Linked DNA regions of Mus musculus: region 2 is linked to region 1. The links are chromatin contacts, found by Hi-C in ENCODE. All regions are on one chromosome and are shown on one strand. The core of a region is the stretch at or near the end of the contact, and the rest is flanking DNA. Distances in the headings are between cores, read along the strand shown. Region 1 holds the start of Ncoa2 (nuclear receptor coactivator 2). Region 2 has its middle 4.7 kb from the start of Gm39595.

What was found. Hi-C counts contacts between places; a loop is a spot of excess contacts on that map.
Region 2: a loop to region 1 is called in a map of heart, with 4 times the contacts of the local background. The contact joins the enhancer-like site here to the promoter of Ncoa2 in region 1. A Hi-C loop is called at or near these places in 10 of 37 maps with a recorded cell type or tissue (T-helper 17 cell, T-helper 2 cell, gastrocnemius and 3 more).

Annotation. Positions count from the first base shown.
Region 1 is chr1:13,369,752-13,376,627 of GRCm38, reverse strand. Ncoa2 (nuclear receptor coactivator 2) reads left to right here and starts at 2,545. Exons shown (of 23, transcript NM_008678.3): 1 at 2,545-2,690. It also overlaps the pseudogene Gm51852.
Region 2 is chr1:13,423,621-13,430,496 of GRCm38, reverse strand. No RefSeq gene overlaps it. Among named protein-coding and RNA genes, the nearest start is that of Gm39595, 4.7 kb to the right of the region's middle. Within about 2 kb of position 3,929, at least 2 of the 3 ENCODE cell types and tissues checked have a DNase peak (open chromatin) inside an H3K27ac peak, as active enhancers do; they include gastrocnemius and heart, where a contact is called at or near this core.

The DNA.
Region 1 (6,876 bases), core at 1,296-3,795:
ACAATTCAAGTACAGAGAGATGTGCGTGGGAAAGCCTACAGATATTTGTGTAACACTGATTATAGTATAGCTTTCATTGTTTTGTAGTATTAGTTACAACCTCTCACTCTGCTTAATATATAAACTTTATCATTGGTATCCAGGTAAAGAAAAAACATGTTAGGAACTTGGTACTCTATGTGATTTCAAGGGTCACTAGAGGGTATTACATTGGCTGAGGTGGGAGGGTCTTGGGCCCTAGGAGCTTAGTCTGGAGAATGAGAAGGGCAAATGCACAAACAAGGCCACACGCTCTGTACAAACAGAACACAGTAATACTTACGTGTTGTTGAACTGGCACAGGACTTAATAGGCAAATACAAAAATAGTTTTCTGCAACCCGGAAATCATTGTTCAGTATGAGTCTTGATACATACAGGAGAGATTGTTACTCAAGGCAGCTCAAAGATGATGTATTGATAATACGGCTGGTTCTAAGAATACAAAGTTAAACATATAAAAGCAAAATAAATAAATACCACAGTTATAACATGGGTGTGACGTCTTGACACTATTTCAGTACTCCAAAGTGACATGATTCTTCCAGGTCCCGCTGGAGTGAGGCAGCTGGGCATGGAGTTCTTTACGCTACTGTAAGAGCTGTTTGGTTTGTTTTATTGTTTAGAGACAGTCGTGTGTCTTGAGCATTCAGTAAGAAGGTGCACTGAGTAACACAGCATGGAAGCAGGGATGTGTTTGTCTGCACGTTCAGCACAGGTAGTTTTTTCATGTTAATTCTGTTGCCACTGAGCACTGATGGACTCTGGATAGCTGCCTCTCCCCTCAAGAGTTGGAATAGAAAGCAACAAGAGTCTTTCTTAACTCTTAAGAATTTAGGACAGGAGAAGAAATCTAAGTGGCAATGGGGACATTCCTGCGAGGAACCCAACCTCCCTGCAAAAATATTATGGGTTAAGAGTGGAGGAGGACAGATCAGAGGGACACTCTGTATCTCCTTGTTCTGTCCCTAAGCTGCTGAAGGCTTTTGAGTCTTCGGGGAACATAATTTATTCTAGCTAATTAAAAAAAAAATCCTTAAAATTTACTAACAGGTGGTCAAAACCAATCATTCCAAACAGCAGACACTTCCCTGAAAAACGTGAAGTAGCCTATTGCAGACCTCCTTCCGATTCCACTCACCAATGTTAACATTTGTTACAGCTTTCTAAATATTTTCTAGCTATAGCCAAGTAGGCATATACTTTTCTTTTTCTTTGTCATAATAAACTGGAGCTAAAAAAAAAATACGATCAAAAAGCATGTTTTGCAATTAATGGACCTGGGCTCAAATCTTGCCCACCTTGCTTACTGTGTAACTCTACAAAAATTACTTCTTTAGGTTTCAATGTTTTATGAGGTATAAAAATAGCAATTACTTCGTAAGGTTTGAGGATTAAAATTTGGAGTGTGTGTGAATCACTTAATGCAGTGCCAAGTCGTTACAGTTCAATAAACACTTATTGTCTATGGCAAGTGACCTTTCATAAGAGTTAAAATAAGGAAACGTGTTCCTGTCATATTTTGATAACTTCCGTTAAGCAAACAAATGTTGCTCATTTCTTTCAACTAATTATATCTAAATGGAAAAGAAGTTGCTTTTCCAGTTAAAAACCAAACAACATTTAAACGTGAAAACTCCTCCACGTCTCCTTAATCCCAATACTCCATTGAGGATTTGATAATGGATTCCCCAATTAAAAAACAAAACAAAACTTTTGTTGTCTCACTGCGTGCGGAGAACACTCCCCTCGGTCTTTCTAAATACTGAGCAGCCTTTGCTTTGTCAGGCAATCCCGGGGTGGTACCCCGGTAAGTTCGCCTCCCGCGGTCACGCCCCTCTATCCCCTCCAGAGACCTCAGGGACAGCAATTGGGGAGGCGTATCCACGAAAAAACCGAGGGGACATGGTGGCCAAGGAGTGCGCCCCGGAACAGCGTCTGGGTGCAGAGGTGCGCCCGAGGGGTGCAGGCTGCCGGCTACCGGGCCCTGCCTGAGCGCGCGCGGGAGGCACCTCTGGGACTAGGTTTTCCGCGACCTTCTCGCCGCAGCGTCCCTGCCGTCGGAGGCGCGGCAGTCCCTTGGCCTCCACCCCCAGGCCCGGGCCAGTCCCCCTTTTTAGCTTTCTTTTGGGCATTGCCCTTTGCCCTCGCATGGAGTCCTCTGTTGACTCTCCCTTCACTTCCAGTCACCCATAGGTCACGGTCCCTAGACCACAGCCACCCATCTTGTCCAACTCCCCGAGCTCTGAAGTCTCGCCAGCCAGGGAGATGCTGAGGACCCCGCGGGTGGGGTAGCCCCGGTGTTCCCGGGCCCACGCTCGGGGGCGCGGGACGCAAGTTTCCGCCCGGTCCCCTGAGCGGTGACAGCGTTCGCTCGGAGGCGGCGGGGAGGCGGAGGGCGGGCCAGCCCCGTGCCCGAGCCCCCTCCCCTGCTCGCGAGCTCGCGCGGTCTGTGTCTCTCTCCGCAAGTGCAGAGCCGCGGAGGAGGAGGGGGAGGAGGAGGAGGGAGCTGGGGGAGGATCTCCATTGAAATAAACAACCAGGCAGCAGTTATTAACACGGGAACATGGCGGCCGCAGCCTGGGCTCCCGCGGCGGCGGCGGAGGTCAGCGCCGACGGCAGCCCGCACCTGACGGCGTGACGGCCACATTGGTAAGCGCGCCTCCCCTGGGGGCTCACGGGCGGCGGGCGGGGGGCGCCGCATTCCCACCCGGGCCGCTGCCCTTGGTGCGCGCAGCCCGGCGGAGCCGCGCGCCGGCCGGCCGGGCAGGCTGTTGTTGTGTGCGGGCACCGCTGCCCAGGCGTGCGGAGCCCGCGACGCCCATCCTCGAGGCGCGGCCGAGCCGGGGACTCGGCTCCCGGGGGGAGGGGGGAGGGCGGGAAGACGCCGAGTCCCCGGGAGAGAAAGGAGGCGCTCGGGCGCCGGGCGAGAGAGCTCGGGAGACGAGCCCTGGAGCGCGAGGCGGGTGGAGGCTGCAGCCCGCGGCGCCGGCCGAGAGGTGAGCACCAGGCTGGGAAGCGGCGGTTGTGCCGCGGGCCCCTGCTCCGGCCCCCTCGAGGCTGCGCGGCGCAGCCCGGGCAGGCGGGGGAAGCCCGGGCCGGCGGGCGCAGTCGCGGCCGGTGCTTTCTTCCCGGGAGGCGTGCGGCCACTGCTGCACGGGTGGGAGCCGGCCGAGGGGAGGCAGGACCTGGGAAGTGCCGGGGGTGTGTGAAGGTGACGCGGCCGGCAGGGGCGGCGGCGGGGGCTCGGGCGTCTGGGGGGCCTCGGGCTTGGGTGGCTTCGGGGCGGTAGCGCTCGGGCCGCGCAGGCCGGGCCGCGGTGGGGGCGGGGAGCCGGGGTCGGGCGGCGGCGGCGGTGGCGGCGCCGCGCCGGGCTCGCCCCTGACTTAACTTTCTGGGTGCGGGCATGTGTGCCGGAGGCGCGCTGGGGCCGCGGCCGGGGGCGGGAGGCGGGCTGCGGGCCAGGAGGTTCCGGGTTGGCTCGCCAGCGCCCCCTCTTCCGTACCCCTTCTGCGGCCCCTGCAGGGACAGGCCCTCGGGGGCCCCCCGCGGGAAGCGGGAGGGGTCCTGGCGGCCCTCGCGCCCCGGTCACGCCCTGGGCCGGGGACCCTCCTCTCCGGGCCCCTGGAGGCTCCCGGGGAGGCGTCCAGGGTCGGCGCCGCGGGCTGGAGTGCCCGCACCCCGCCCCTGGGGGAGTCCTGGAGGCGCCGCGGCCGCGCTCGGGGGTGGCTCGGTCCCTGCTTCCATGGTCCCTCCCTTTCCCCTCCCCCAAGTGGCTTCCGGGGCCTGCGGACTGAGGGGCGGGAATCGGGGACCCGAGCCCCTTACTCTCCGGGAGTGACGTTGGGCCTCAAGCCTAGAGGGCCTGTCACTGGCAGGGGAAACTTTCCCAAACCCGAGCCTGAGCTCGAGCACCCTCCTCCGCCACCTCGTCCTCTAATCCCACTCCCACTCCACCTCCTCCGACTCCTTCCCCTCCCACCGACCCGAATCTGGCTGTGCCTGACTGATGGGGCAGTGAGCCAATGGAAGGCAGGAACTGACCTGCCGGGTACCGGTAAGCCAATGGTGGGAGCCAGAGGCAGGAAGGAGGCGGGGTTTCTTCCGTCCAGTTAGGGCTGAGTTGCAGGCGGGGCGGGGGAGCCTTGGAGACGCCGCGAGCCCTCCACTCTGGCGCGTCCCTTGGTCACCCGCACCTGGGTTTGTGGAATAGTGTCACTCACAGAATCTGTGACCCGGGGAGACCTGCATAGGTGCGCGAAGATATTGCTTTTCTCTGGTGCTGCGAGAGGCGTTGTTTTAGACATGACAAAGTCTAAAGCCACTTCAGGATGTGGCAGTAACTGCGAGGCCCGGTTTTAAAATGGCATATGTTGATAGTGACCGCGTTCTGGATCTCAGCACCAGGTGAGATCTTTGAAGGTCTGCGTTAGTTTCACTGGGCTTCTGTCCAGCACCCGGACGATGGTGAATTGAAAGGGCACCCTGAGAGTAAAGGCGCGGGGTGGCCTCTTGTGAGGTGATTTTTAGGAGTGCTAAAGCATTCTTGTTTGGAATTGGCCTCACTGGGATCTTGTTTAATCAGACCAACACCAATTTCCCAAGTCTCCTTGAAAGTTTCGTGCTTGGTCTGGGTGTGACATTTTAACAAAGTTACTGGTTATGCTGTGCATATTTTTTTGTCTTGTTCTTGGGTAAACAAAATGAAGTTTTGAACCAAAGCGCCACTAAGATACCAAGCGTGGGTACTTAGCAAAAGCAGCTAAAGAATATTTGTTGGCAGAAAACAAAAGGAATAAAGTATAGCAGTATAGCTTTCCATATTACTCCCTTACAAAAGATTCGTAAAACATTTTATCTATTTATTTATTTATTTATTTATTTATTTTTAGTTTCCTTAAACACGGATGAATTGTACAGTATGTGGCTACTTCTCTGATGTGTAAGAGGTCAAGAGCTATCTTTGGTTGTTTGGGTCCAGTGAACTGACTTTCTTGACTCCTGAGTTTTAGGAAAGGGGGGCGGGGGCGGTTCCCTTGAGGATCCCTGGTTGCTCAGCGGGAATTGCGGTCTGTTAAAAAGACCGCCGCTGCTGCTGCAGTGCTTTTTGTGTGTGTACATGCTCTGTTCTTTGTTGGTGAGGTTAGTCCAACCGGAGGGCAGCAACACATTCCTTTTCCCAATTGGAATCTTTGGGAGTTCAAAGGATGAGAAATGTTAAACTTAAAATCCATTCATTTTTGGAATCTGTCACCCATGAATTTAATTTTGGGATTTAAAAAAATATCTAATGGGCACGAACCACACTGGGTTCTCCAGCTTTTATTACTATTGGATTATTAAGAAAGGACTTGCGAGAGACTAATGTAAGGAAAGAGTAGTGTGTAATATGTGACTTTCAAATCTATAGTGTAGATTCCCAACCTGTGTAATTTTAGACGTTCTTGTAGAAGTAAATTGCTTTTTTTTTTTTTCCTTCGAGACAGGGTTTCTGTGTATAGCCCTGGCTGTCCTGGAACTCACTTTGTAGACCAGGCTGGCCTCGAACTCAGAAATCCGCCTGCCTCTGCCTCCCAAGTGCTGGGATTAAAGCTGTGTGCCACCACCACCTGGTGTAAATTACGTTTTTCTGTAGCTTTTGAAGTGTTATTTTGGTGATAAATGAGTCAAGTGAAAGATAAGCACTTATTTCAACTGACAGAAGTAGGGAGTATTGTAAATTAATGTTCAGAACCCAGCAACATTCAGAGACTCCCACTGCTGGTTAATTTGGGAGGCCACTCTGATGCAGGCCCTTTCTCTTTCCTGAATTCTTAAAAGCAACCCATTATTTCACTTCATTCTCCATAAGGATCCTTCAAAGCGTTCTTAGATTCTTGGTGGCAGAGAATAGCAAGTCGCCTAATGCCTGGTGAGGGGAAAAACCTCGCAAGCATATGGAGGCATCTAGAAAAAGATGTGCATTGTCAGCGGCGGCGATTCCATTGTGTGCTCTCTTGCTGGAGCTGAACCTTCTTCCTCCTGGGAATTTCCCTCTTAAAAGAGAGGATTTCTTTGACTTTAGATGTCAGGGTGCTGAGGCCCAGGTTTCAGGACAGCTCAACAATCATTCATGTGAGTTTAATGCTTTTGAGGACTTAATATTTTTAAAAATATTTTTAACCCCTCATCGATTAAATATAATTTAGATGACTTTCAGCATGAGAGACATCTTACTGAAAATACATATAAAAGATGGAGGGTCCTAGGATTGCATAAAGGGTTAATGGTTCTCCCCTTACCTCTCAATAGATGCGTCTTATTAAAGCTTTCCAGTCTCCATGGAATCCATGATCTCTGATTACGTTTCTATTTTACATGTAGAAGTTAAGGACTCAGTGCCTTAGCTGTTTCAGGCCACAGTAGGTTGCTATTTGACCCATACTTTGACAGCTTAGATCTCTAGGAAAAATTGTTTTTGTCGTATTGAATACAAAGGCAGTCCGTATATTGTTAGAAAGAAAAAGCATGAAGAGTGGCCCTTTAAAGCATTTTTAATAGAAGACTAATTTTCTGGTATGCATGGGTGTCTTTGATATCTTGGTCATTGTTGTGTTGTGGTTGAAATTATATTTAAAAGTTTAACTATTTTTAGTTGTTAATATGATAAAACCAATGTTTAAGCCCTATTAGCTTTTTAATTTGTTTATTTTTTAAGATTTATTTATTATATGTAAGTACACTATAGCTGTCTTCAGACACCCCAGAAGAGGACATCAGATCTCATTATGGATGGCTGTGAGCCACCAAGTAGTTTCTGAGAATTGAACTCAGGACCTCTGGAAGAGCAGTCAGTGCT
Region 2 (6,876 bases), core at 2,680-5,179, 52 kb before region 1:
AAGTGGATATTAGCCCAGAAACCTAGAATACCCAAGATACAACTTCCAAAACACAAGAAAATCAAGAAGGAAGACCAATGCATGGATACTTCATTCCTCCCTAGAATAGAGAATAAAATATCCATGGAAAGAGTTGCAGAGACAAAGTTTGGAGCTAAGATGAAAGGATGGACCGTCTAGAGACTGCCCCACCCGGGGATCCATCCCATAATCAGCCACCAAACGCAGACACTATTGCATTGGCCAGCAAGATTTTGCTGAAAGGACCCTAATATAACTGTCTCTTGTGAGGCTTTGCCAGTGCCTGGCAAACACAGAAGTGGATGTTCACAGTCATCTATTGGATGGAACACAGGGCCCCCAATGGAGGAGCTAGAGAAAGTACCCAAGGAGCTGAAGGGGTCTGCAACCCTATAGGTGGAACAACAATATGAACTAACCAGTACCCCCAGAGCTCATGTCTCTAGCTGCATATGCATCAGAAGATGGCCTAGTCGGCCATCATTGGGAAGAGAGGCCCCCCTTGGTCTAGCAAACTTTATATGCCCCAGTACAGGGGAACACCAGGACCAAGAAGTGGGAGTGAGTAGGTAGGGGAGCAGGGCGGGGAGGGGGGTGTATAGGGGACTTTTGGGATAGTATTTGAAATGTAAACGAAGAAAATATCTAATAAAAATGTGGGAAAGAAAGGAAGAAAGAAAGAAAGAAAGAAAGAAAGAAAGAAAGAAAGAAAGAAAGAAAGGGAGGAAGGAAGGAAGAAAGGAAGAGAAGAAGAGAAGGAAGGATGAATGGATAGAAGGAAGGAAGGAAGGAAGGAAGGAAGGGAGGGAGGGAGGGAGGGAGGGAGGGAGGGAGGGAGGGAGGGAGGGTGATTCTTTGAGATTCTGCTTGCCAAGGAATTGTATTAGAAGTCTGTGGTTCTAGGTTAAGAACAAAGGCTCAGGCCTCAGTGGCATCTTGTTCAAACAGGGCAAGAAAGTAAAGCTGTAACTGACTCTGCCTCGGGAGCAGAGCCCGAAGCCTTCAGGCTCACAGAGGCTTGTGCAGTGTTTGGTGGATTCGGAAGGACTGAGCATCTCTTGGATGGCTCTCTGCAGGGACACAGGAGGCGTGGCCACTGTCATAGGCATTGACATGATCTCTGTGCTGCCTACATTGGGAGCTCCCTACAGGATTTTTTTGGAAAAGTTTTTTTTTTTTCTTTTTTCTTTGAAATGATTGTCTGGGCTTGTTGTGGCTTGTCTGAAGGTCATCGGACAAGTGTCTCCAAGATGCTTTCCCCCTCAATCTAGACATCTGGTAGATGGTTTGATGAGACCTGAGCTATGACTCTGCTCTGTGTCTTGAGGACAAACGACAGACCAAGAATTTGTAGAGCTACACAGTCTTTGTTAGAATGTGTTTATCAAGTGACAACACCACTCTTAATCAATTCTTAATGATGTCCAATCAGAAATTTAGTCATGATTGTCTTGTATGTTTGTTTTCCTATGATCAGAGATAGAGTCCTCTAGTGTGCTTGAATTTCTGATTTCAAGGCAATTGAATGAATTGTTAATTAAGTCTATTTAGGGAGATCTCATTGGAAAGTGAAGGGCTATTCAACAGATGGGGTATGTTCATGGGGAAAAAAAGAATGCTGTGTTCCATTGCAGACATGGCCTAGGGTGAACACTGACCCTGGGGATTCCAGAGAAACACAGGTCACAGTCAATGGGACATGTGTTCTTACCTCTCCAGGTCTTATTACCCCTTTGAGTATAACTCATAAGAAAAGAAGCCCCACACCAGATGGAAATACAAGAGAACTAGACAAATATCTCAGCTCGCTAGAATCCATCTTAGGGATCCTCTAAGAAAAGTCAGGTAGGGGGAAGTGGGAAACTGTAATAGGTTTGGAGGGGATTCATTCCAAACTGTGATATAGTTATCACTGAGGGATGAGGGCACAGAGACATGGAGCGCCAACTTTACAGTTAGAGGTATGAATGTCAGAAAAATGACTCCGAGAACTACAGGAAGGATCCACAGCTGAGGCTAGAAGGCTCAGTGTGCATGTCTACACCATGACCTCTCAAGGTGTGTGATCCTCAGAGGCCTGCTACTCGAGGGACTAAAGATGACAAAGCTATCAGGGGAGCTTTTAGGGTCCCAGCACAGAGACAGATGTTGTCCTGGCCATCTTGACTCAAGCTTTCCTCAGGCCTTCCAAGTCCACGGTCCTTAAACTGAAGTGCAGCCTTCAGAATAAGGAGCAGAAATAGCCACAAGGAGGGTGGAGCCAGCTTGCTCTGAGGGGCTTTTTGTCTGGTGATTCTGTGACTAAAGATAATATTTGTTTATCTTGTAGTTTAACTTGTGTCTTGTAATCCAGCAAGCTAGAGAGAAAAATGTGGAACTACAAGTGAGTTAGTGAGCGATCCGATCCGTCGTACAGGGTATAATTTGCAGGCCTGGGACAGGCTGCAAGAACACAATCAGCAGTTAGGAGAGAATGTGGTTTTTCTGCACTCTCTCCAAGCCGACAGAAGGATAACTTGAAAGTGCTGATTGCAAAGAGCATTTGCTACAGACTCAGCTGCTTCACTCACAGAAACAACTGTATTGGAAACACGGGTTTTTTTTTTTTTTTTTTTTTCCTCAACACTCTAAATTCCTACATAGTTAGATAATACCATAAAACTAAAATCCTTCCAGAGTGCTCCAAAGCCACAGTAAATGGAAGACTTTAAACTTGTCAACCAGACATCAGAACGTGATTAAGGCAGCTCTAATACCATGTCAGCTGTTATACCAGAGTCAGCTGTTATACCAGAGGGATGGGGACGCGTGGAGCATCAAGAAGATGGCTCAGTGGGTAAAGCCTTGCACACTAAAGTCCGTTGACCTCAGTTAGATTCCCCAGAACCCACATAAAAAATCCAGAGGTGGTGGTGCACATCTGTAGTCCTCAAACACCCACAAGGAGGCACGAAGTGAAGACAGAGGAATCACCTAGAAGCTCACAGGTCAGCGAGCTGAGTAAACAGAACCTTAGAAACAAGAGAGACCCTGCTTCAAACAATAGAGGAGGGAACCAAGTCCTCTGGCCTACAGCAGGGCACAGATGCATCAGAGTTACTAAGGTGACATAAAAGTACCAGCGAACACACTAATGATCATAAGTAAAATTAGTTATTCTCTACGACTGGAATGAAAGAGCCACTGTGTTTGCCTGTCATTTCCGCTGTTCAGGAGGCTGAGGCAGCAAGATCACGTGAGCTCAAGGGGTTAAGGCAAGCAGTGGGCATCTCAGCCAGCTCTTGCTCCCTACAGAGAAAAGACAGACAGCCAATGAGATGACTAAGGGGGAAAGGACATTTGCCACCAGCAAGCTTGATGATCTGAGTTCAATCATTGGGGATCCACGCAGTGGAGAGAGCAGACTGCAGCAAGCAATCTGCCTGACCTCCACACCCATGTCTTGGCAGGCGCGAACTTCCCCACCCCCTGTCGTACGCCCCACTCCACCTCACCCCACCCCCGCGCTCGCACAAACATACGCAGGCAATTTCAAAAGAAATACGTAGATAGAAAGAAGAGGAGAGAGAAGGGGGGAAATGGGGGAGGGGGAACTAAAGAGTTCAGGCCCCAGGATTTAGCTCAACCGGTAGAGTACTTGTGTAGCACGCATAAAACCCTGGGTTCAGTCCCCAGCTCTGCATAAAGCAGATGTTGTGATCCCTGCGTGTAATCTCCACTACTAGTGAGACCAGCCTGGGCTACATGAGATCATGCGTCAAAATAACAAGGAAAGAAAGATGGGAGCAAACAAAGCGCAGAGAAATTGCAGGAAGGAGTCAACTCGGCCGGCCGAGTCTGAGTCTGTCCGAGTCCGGCAGAGAGTTCCTCCTCCCTGCCGCTGGCTCCTCCTCGAGCTCTGGCCACAGGCTAGGCTCAATAGTATTGAAGTGGCGCCAACAGCCAGTTAGCAAAGCAGCGGGGCAGCAAATTGATTATACAGTTAGCTGTGGAAAAACCGAATTTCTTTATTAAGGGAAAATGAAATCCGGTTAATTGATGCTGCCACGACCCTACCCCCACCCCACCCCCCACGTGCCAGTTACCCCACTGCCTCTTTTGGCTCTTTCACTTCGCTGTGAGGCTGAAACGCGGCCAAAAAAAAAAAAAAAAAAAAAACCGACAGAAGCTTTACTCATTTAAAAATAAGGCAGGTTTTGAGCCGTCCCCGCCCCGCCCCGCCCCGCCCCCCCCCCCCCCCACTTTGCATGATGATTTTTCCAGCTACAATTACTGTAACTCACTCATTATAGAGGATAGCATGGCAGGCAAACAGGCAAGGGGGGGAAAAGTGTGGTAAGACAGTTGGCAGGATGTGAATTGGGAGCCTTTGCCATCTAATTTTAAGCAGTATTTATAGAGAGCACCCATAATACAGCATTCAATGTCTCACAGAAAATCTCTTAAGTAGTAGAAACATTTACTGAAGTCATTAGTGCAGCTCATGGACACCAATGAGGGAAAAAATTAATAAGGCTGCTAACTCCAAATTGAAAGGACAGGATCTAGGTGGGTACATCTTCATGGTGTGATCTCCAATTATAAAAACCACACGCCGGGGTTACCTCCAGACTCTAAGATGACACTGATGATTCACACAGTCCCAGAAAGCTTGCCAAAGATGAGCATTGTATGTACAGTTTTCCTTTCTAAGTCCTAAAACAGCTCCAGCTTGCGAGCACTTGCCAGACTCCTCCTTTGGGATCACTGGGAATTCCCAAATAGTTATAAGACATAATATAGAAAGAGTATGTATGCCCTTTGTCCAGGCTCCTTGAAAGCAACATCCTGTAGTTATAGCACAAATCTTATCACCAGGAAATGTGCATTGGTAAAAAAATCTAGCAGGCTTCTATGCATCCATTAAGTCTTACATGCTTGTATGTGTGCAAGCTCATAACGTGTATGTGTTCATGTCAGCATCATCAGTCAAGATACATCCCAAGTCCACGTGAAGACCAATCTTGCTACTTACTCTCTCAAAGCCTGGCCACCATCTTAGACCACTAATACGTTTCCATCTCTGAATGCGGTCATTTCAAGGATGTTGTAGTGAGTGGGACCATACATCTCAAGACTGACTTTTCATTTGCTACCAATTCATTGAGATTCATCAAAGTTGTTGTATATATATATATGTGTGTGTGTGTGTGTGTGTGTGTGTGTGTAATTTACTCCTTTTCATTGTTGAATAATATTCGATGCATGGATGGATTATTTGTTTAATCACTCATCTTTTGAAGGAATTGTGAGTTGTCTTCCAAATTTCGGTCGTCAGAAGTAAAATTATTGTAAAGATTTGTATATAGGTTTTATGTAAGCATCAATTTTCATTTTCCTGAGACAAATGCCCAGAATAATTTTCATATGTTGTGTGTGTATACACTGTGGTGGTTTGAGTGTGTTGTGTGTGTGTGCACTGTGGTGGTTTGAGTGTGTTGTGTGTGTGTGCACTGTGGTGGTTTGAGTGTGTTGTGTGTGTGTACACTGTGGTGGTTTGAGTGTGTTGTGTGTGTATACACTGTGGTAGTTTGAGTGTGTTGTGTGTGTGTACACTGTGGTGGTTTGAGTGAGAAATGTCCTTCACAGGATTCAGATATTTGAATAACATTTGGTCCTAAGTTGGTGGTACTGTTTAGGAAGCTAAGAAATATTCAGGAAGTGAAGCCTTTCTGGAGGAAGTATGTCACTGGAGGATGGCCTTGGAGAGTTTATAGCCTAGCTTTGCTTCTGGTTGGCACCCTAGACTTCCTGTGTGTCTCTCAACTTCCTGCTTTAGCAACCAGCTCATCCCTCTCCCTGAAATTATGGACTCCTTTTCTGGAACAGTAAGCCAACATGAACTCTTCTCTCTGTAAGTTGCCTTGGTCATGGTGAGCTAACACAGCAACAGAGAAGTGCCTGATGCAGCAATGTAATTAGTGTGATCATTGTCTTAGACAGGAGATAAAATATTGGGATCTGTAAGACGGTGTGGTGTTTAAGAGCTTGCTCTGGGGCTGGAGAGATGGCTCAGTGGTTAAGAACACTGACTGCTCTTCCAGAGGTCCTGAGTTCAAATCCCAGCAACCACATGGTGGCTCACAACCATCTGTAATGGGATCTGATGCCCTCTTCTGGTGTGTCTGAAGACAGCAACAGTGTACTCATATACATTAAATAAATAAATAAATAAATAAATAAATAAATAAATAAATAAATAAATAGTTTGCTCTGCTCTTGCAGAGAACCTCAGCAGGCTCAGCATCTTGTTCTGGTCTCCAGGCATGTGTGGCACACAGTGTGCAGCGCACACACGCAGTGTACAGTAGACACAGTGCCAGAGAAAGCAAAGCAAAGACTGTATCATAATATAGTAAATCAGGGCGATTGTCCAACACTTGGGAGTCAGCAGCAAATACATTGGGTACCTAAATATTATGAAAACCATACTAAAAATGGCCCACAGTAAAAAGGGGATAGAATTAGCTACTTGGCAGCATGGAGTCTCTGACTATAAGCAAGATGTTCTGCGTAGCAGTTTCGCCTCCTCTCAGTTGAAGGCAGCTCAGAGTGGAATGTAACCGTCCCTGAACCTGCTTAGAGAAGCCCACTCAATGAATAATGTGAAGCATGGTTTAGGTTTCTCTCATGTGCCAGGCATAACTATCAGATGTCCGCACTGGCCCTGTCCTCAGGGACTCCTTCCTAGTGAGTCTGCTGCTAAAGGAGTCACACTTTGGTAGCCACTGCACGAGTCACAGCCCTAAGTAGCAACAGTATGTTGCACAAGTGAGACAGATGCCCAGGGACCTGAGCTGGGCCTGAAGCGACAGG